Linked DNA regions of Homo sapiens: region 2 is linked to region 1. Evidence: read pairs that join two places in POLR2A ChIA-PET (ENCODE). Cell type or tissue: Panc1. All regions are shown on one strand. Links, peaks and the distances in the headings refer to the core of each region. The heading gives the core; the rest is flanking DNA.

The links. ChIA-PET counts read pairs that join two places held together with the same protein. Peaks named below come from ENCODE experiments on the same cell type or tissue, not always from the same donor. Only the 100,000 strongest peaks of a DNase experiment are listed, where the experiment ranks them.
Region 2: POLR2A ChIA-PET joins it to region 1 with 7 read pairs; 1 of 35 experiments calls an interaction of 5 or more read pairs at or near these places.

Annotation. Positions count from the first base shown.
Region 1 is chr5:93,285,816-93,288,748 of GRCh38, reverse strand. No RefSeq gene overlaps it. Among named protein-coding and RNA genes, the nearest start is that of NR2F1-AS1, 290 kb to the left of the region's middle. In Panc1, for the core only: no CTCF peak of the experiment used is centred there; no DNase peak of the experiment used is centred there; H3K27ac peaks cover 114 bases.
Region 2 is chr5:92,427,847-92,430,779 of GRCh38, reverse strand. All of the region lies in intron 3 of LOC105379080 (a long non-coding RNA gene), which reads right to left. Among named protein-coding and RNA genes, the nearest start is that of LINC02058, 510 kb to the left of the region's middle. In Panc1, for the core only: no CTCF peak of the experiment used is centred there; no DNase peak of the experiment used is centred there; H3K27ac peaks cover 345 bases.

The DNA of each region.
Region 1 (2,933 bases), core at 242-2,741:
ATAAGGACACAGAACCAGAGAGAAAAGACACAGAAAGACAGGCATCTGCAAGCCAACTGCACTGAAACCTTCATCTCAGACTTCGATCCTCCAGGACTGTAAGAAAATAAACTTCTGTTGTTTAAACCATCTAGTCTGTGGTACTTCATTATGGCAGCCCTAGCAAACCAACACACTGCTCCTGTCACAATACGTCAGCAATCTGCCAGGATGTACATTTATAGTCCACAGAAGGAAGTTTTGGAGGTACCGACCTGTCTTGATTTTCTCCTATTCTCTGTTGCTGGGACCACTCTGGACTTTTTTCTTTGCTATATTTGGTTTCCGGGCCATCTTTTCATTGAAACTTGAAATAGGTCCAGAGGATAAAAAGTCTATCAACATTAAAAAAACATTTTCCCCAACATTATATAGTGAGTGTGAAACTAAAGAAACCCAAGATTTGGGGAAATTTCTAAGGTCAAAGCAAAAATGTCCAGGCATAGGAATAAGACAGATGGGACTATCCTGCAGAATGATAACAGCATCTCGTGAAGAGTTTATTGAAAAGTAGTAGCATCATTAACTTTCAAAATCTACATCCAAATAATATTATACTATTGTATAATAGTGTAAGAACTTAAACAATAACTTCTATTTCCTCTCTTCAATTCTTTGCACTATCATTGTCATATGTTTCACTTTTACATATATTGGTAAATCCCATAATACGTTGTTAATATTTTTGCTTTATTCAGTCAGTTATCTTTGAAAGAAATTATAAAATTTAAAAAGTGTGTATATTTACTACTTTTTAGCACTTTTCATTCCTTTGTGTAGGTCCAAATTTGTATCTGGTATCATATTACTTTTATTGGAGAAACTTCTTTTAACCTTTATTATAGTGTAGGTTTGCTGGCAATGAAGTTTCTCATTTTTTTGTTTATAGGAAAGAGGCTTTATTTCTCTTTCATTTTTGGAAGTTATTTCCCTGGATATAGAATTCCGGGTTGGCTTAAAAAATTTTTTAGTACTTAAAAGATAGCATATTGTTTTCTTCTGATGATCACAGTTTCTAAAGAAAAGTGTGTTGATATTGTTTCCCAGCATATAATTTATTTTTTTCCTCTAAATACCCTCAAGACTTTATCTTTGATTTTCAACAATTTGACCTATAATGTATCTATGTATTCACTCCCTCACTCCTTTCTTTCTCTCCTTTTTTCCTCTTCCCTCCCTCCCTCCCTCCTTCTCTTTCTCTCTTTCTTTTTTTTTTCATTCTGCTTGGGGATCTCTAATATTCTTGGATCTACAATTTGTTGTAATTTTTTAGCTTTGGATAATTCTTAGCCATTATCTCTTTAGATATTTCTTCTGTTTTTGTTTTTTTCTGTTTTTCACTCTATTTTTTCTCTTTGTGTTTTAGTTCGGATAATTTCTATTGGTCCGTCTTCAAGTTCACTGATTATTTCCTCTGCTATGTCCAGTTTGCTGATAGAACTGTTGAAGGCAGTCTTCATTTCTGTTGCCATGTTGTTATCTTAGCATTTCTAGTTGGTTTAAAAAATAATTTCCGTCTCTCTGCTGGGATTCCCATCTATTTGTAAATATTGCTTACTTTTCCTACTAGATCCTTTAACATAATAATCACATTATTATAAAGTCCTTATCTAGTAGTTCCAATATTTGGGTCATCTCTAGGTCTGGTTCTGTTAATGACTTTACCTCTTGACAGTGGGATTTCTTTCCTTGCTTTTTTATGTCTTGTATTTTTAAACTGAATGCTGAATATGGTATGCAGGAAAACACACAGTGAGGTCATCAGTATTTATATTTAGAAATGGGCATATCTCTTTTTCAGTCAGAACATTAGTATGGGAGGTTTAATCAATCAGAAATAAAGTTTGATTTTTGTTGCTGCTATAGTTAGCTGTCTGCAGTGCAACACAGTCTCAATTCCTCCAGCATCGAGCTTCTTCTACCTTGTTTATAGGGGACCCAGAATCTGGAGAGTTTTCATTACTGTTCCTGCTCTACTAGCAGCTTTTAACAGGCCTCGCCCCCCTGTGCCATAGAGTGTCTCCTATTGTATTCTTTCCGCTCCTTTAATGGAAGACTGCTATTCTTGTTATTTAATATGAGATTTGTGGTAGAAACAGCAAATTCTTGGTTCTACTGGTCCATCCTCATTCTTAGGCAAGTCTTGTGTTCTTGTACCTCAGTGTGGGGCTTCTCACTCTGCTTTGTATCAGAGGAGGTCTTGGGAAAAAGAATTTGCTGCCCCTCCTCCAGTGGTAGCAGATCTCACCATTGTATGAGCACAAAAATCTGAGCCAGAGCAGATTTTATGCCTCTCTCTTAGGGACATACAGGTTTTACTTCTATTTCTCCTTCAGTGGTAGTGTACTTTTGCCTGGAGCCAGTGGAAAGGATGGTACCCTTCCCTTAGTGGGCTTTACTTAGTTCAATATACCTGATCATGGCATTTGTGGGGGCAGTTTCTTGTCTCTTTGTTAGGGGCAGACAACTTTTGTTTCTATGTTTCTACCTTTTCATTAGTGAGAAGTTTCTTCTTCTTCTTCTTTTTTTTTTTTTTGCCTGGGACATGGGACAAGGGCATTTTGGACACCTCTCCTAGAGACAAACAGTGGATCTTTGCCTGGGCCCTGAGAGGGGGCAGGGTTTCCTGTCCCTCGTCTAGAGACTGAATGCTTTTGCTTTCTATGAAATAAGTTGCTGAGGGTTTGGGGCCTCTACTCCACCAAGGGTGACCTCCTGCAGATTTTCTGCTTTGCTCCAAAGCTTTCTCAGGAGTATCTGGTATGGAAAAGAGCTTCCAAGTAAGTGCAGACTCCTCTTCTATCTAGAGCTCCCAGGATTCCAAGCTTTCATGTTAGCCCACATTAGGCCTTTAAAAATTTGTTAAAATTTTAGCTTTCTTCTCACCCACTTTT
Region 2 (2,933 bases), core at 315-2,814, 860 kb after region 1:
AAAGTCCTTTAATGAGTAAATATTTAAGACATACATAGGTGTTTTCTGGGTAACTCAAATTACAGAGCTCATTTGATTTAAAATTTTTCAACCAGTGCATTTCACTTTGTATTAAGTGGATAAAAACACTAATTGCAATCACCTAAATTGGTTAGATAAATATTACTTATTAGAAAAGACTGTTGAAAATGATGCTGTTAGAAAATCTTTGAAAGACTCTATACAAATTATTTACCAAACATGTGTATGTATATGTCTGTGAATGTATATATGTACATATTCATATAAAAGCAAGAGTAAGCATACATACTTTTAAAATAGAGGTATCAGATATAAATAGGTGAGAAATCTAGGAGTTCAAGTTTGCTAACAGAGTTGCAGTTGAATAATTATTTATTTGCAAAGTCTGTATTATGCTCCTCCTCATGTGTGTGCATACAAGTATGTGTTTCCAACTCCCAAAACAAATCTACAAATGTTAAAGATAAGATGATATAAAAACTTTATACATTATTTTATGAAAACTGTGAAAATCTTTTAAGACTCATGAGAATAAATCTCCTGTTAAGATGAGATTGGCACTATAAAATGTAAGGGGATGATCAGGGCTATAATTGAAAAAGTGTAATAAAAGTGACACATCATTTTTTATGCCATAATATAGGATTCTTATATACCCCTACTCCCACAAAAACATAAAACCCACTTAGTTCAGAATATTCTACCATTTCTTAATTGTTACTCTGGTCACATTTCCCACCCTTAATCCTATTCTTTGAATCTTAAAAAAAAATCTGCCGAACACTAATTATTTAACCTTGCCTCCTACCTACTTTCCCTCTTTATTCTGAGGTTTCTTAAGGGCTATAATGAGCTGTCCCCACACAAACAGGCCAAATTAGTGGATAATTACTGCTGGGCCCGTGAATGTTCTCACTCCTCCTTTCTTATAGTTTCACAACATTACCAGAATGGTCTGTCGCCTCCCTACCAATTAGGAACAATTACTACTTTATAACATTAGTGGTGGGAGGCTTATTATGTTCAAGGATATGTAAAAGTAAGGTAAGAGTAGGAGAGAACTGCAAGGCCAAAAGGGGTCACTGTCACATGAGGGATATCAAAAGTTTGATAGTTTTAATTTCATTTTTTTAGGAATACAGCTGCAAAGATTTATATTAACTCTATTAAATGAAAGTGAACATCATATATTGCCGAGGTTGTGTTTTTCTCCTTTTGTTCAGGATATCTCATTTTGATGGCTTGAGTTTTCAAAATCATGGAAATGACTCTACATCCTTCTATGGGAGCAAAAAGGGTTATTTATTTTTTTGGTTTCCTAGTAAACATGTCAACATATCTGTGTGTGTGTGTGTGTGTGTGCATGCTCACACACATGTGGAGAGTATGGTCTTGGCATCTGAATTTAGTTTCTTAAGCTACGTCAAGGATGCCATTGAAAAGTAAGGTACTGTGATTCAGAAGTGTAGGTAACAAACATTCCTTTTCAATCTGTATTTAAATAGGAAATTGTAGATCAAGATAAACCTGCATCGAATCTTCAGAATGAAGTGTTTTGAAAGTTTTTCAAGACTGCTCAATGGGTACTAAATTACAGTTGGATAGGAAGTATAAGTTCCAGTGTTCTATTTCACAGTAGGATGACTATGGTTAACAATATCATATTGTATATTTCAAAATAGCTATAAGAGAAGACTTTGAATGTTCTCACCACAAATAAATGACAAATGCATGAGACTATGAGTATGCTAAATACCTTGGTTTGAATTGTATACAATGTATACATGTATTGAGACATCACACTCTACCCATAAATATGTACAATTATATGCCAATTATAAACAAAAGTTTAAAAATGTTTACTATATATGCAGTTGACTTTTCTCTTTCTGGAGAGATGGAGCATAAAAAACCTGTTCATAAATTCTTTATTTTTTGATGCAATATTCTTATTACTTCTGTAAAACATTTTTTGAGGTTGTGAGTGATATTTATTTGGCAGTAAGAGGAATAGAAATGAAGTCAGGGTTCACCCTGCAGCAAAAATAAATTAATAAAATAAAAGGCTCACGTGGTGTTGTGTATGGGTGCTCTCTTTCATTCAGGGTATATGCCAGAAATTCACTGAAATGTGATGCATGTTAATGCATCTGGCCTTACCATCCCTTTTGACACTTGGTTCCTGTTAAGGCGTCCGCTCCATGGTCAGAGAACACAATCCTAAATCTTTCTTTCGATGGCATCTTAATTAGTCTAGCTGATTCATGCTTCAAAAAAAGGAGCAACATGGAAACCCTCACAGGATGGAGAAGAAACCATCTAACTTGAATATTTATTTCAAGTAAAACAAGAAACTATTCTAGATACCCCTGACAGGAGAAAATTTTTAGATGAAATCGGTAACCAACTTTGACAGTAGTGTCAGAAAGCATGACAATAGAGAGACTGTTATTATTATTATTATTATTATTATGGAATAAAAAGACTACTGTTGTCAAAATTGGAATTGTCATTTTAGCTGAGTGGTAAGAATGAAAAATGCATTTCAGAGAGTTAATAAAGGATTAGCTTGAAAGAAAGTGAAACCTGAGGTTATGAACCACACATATGAAAAGTTTGATAATTAAAAGGAAAAAAAACTTCAAGAGTACTAAATAAAATAATTTTGCAGAATGAGGTTTTGTATATTTGAAGGGAGAAAAGGAGAAACTAAATGAAGAAGGAGAGTAAAGAATTATAAAGGTATGGAATCTAAGGTGTGTATTACCTTCCACAATTGGAACGTGTTTACATACACACATTCTTTTATGCTGGTTAAGAAGTAATAAAAAATGAGAACAATAACAGAAGTATCCTGAGATAAGAGGACATATATTGAGTGGGCTCTTTCTTTTCAGTGAATTAGAAAGCAA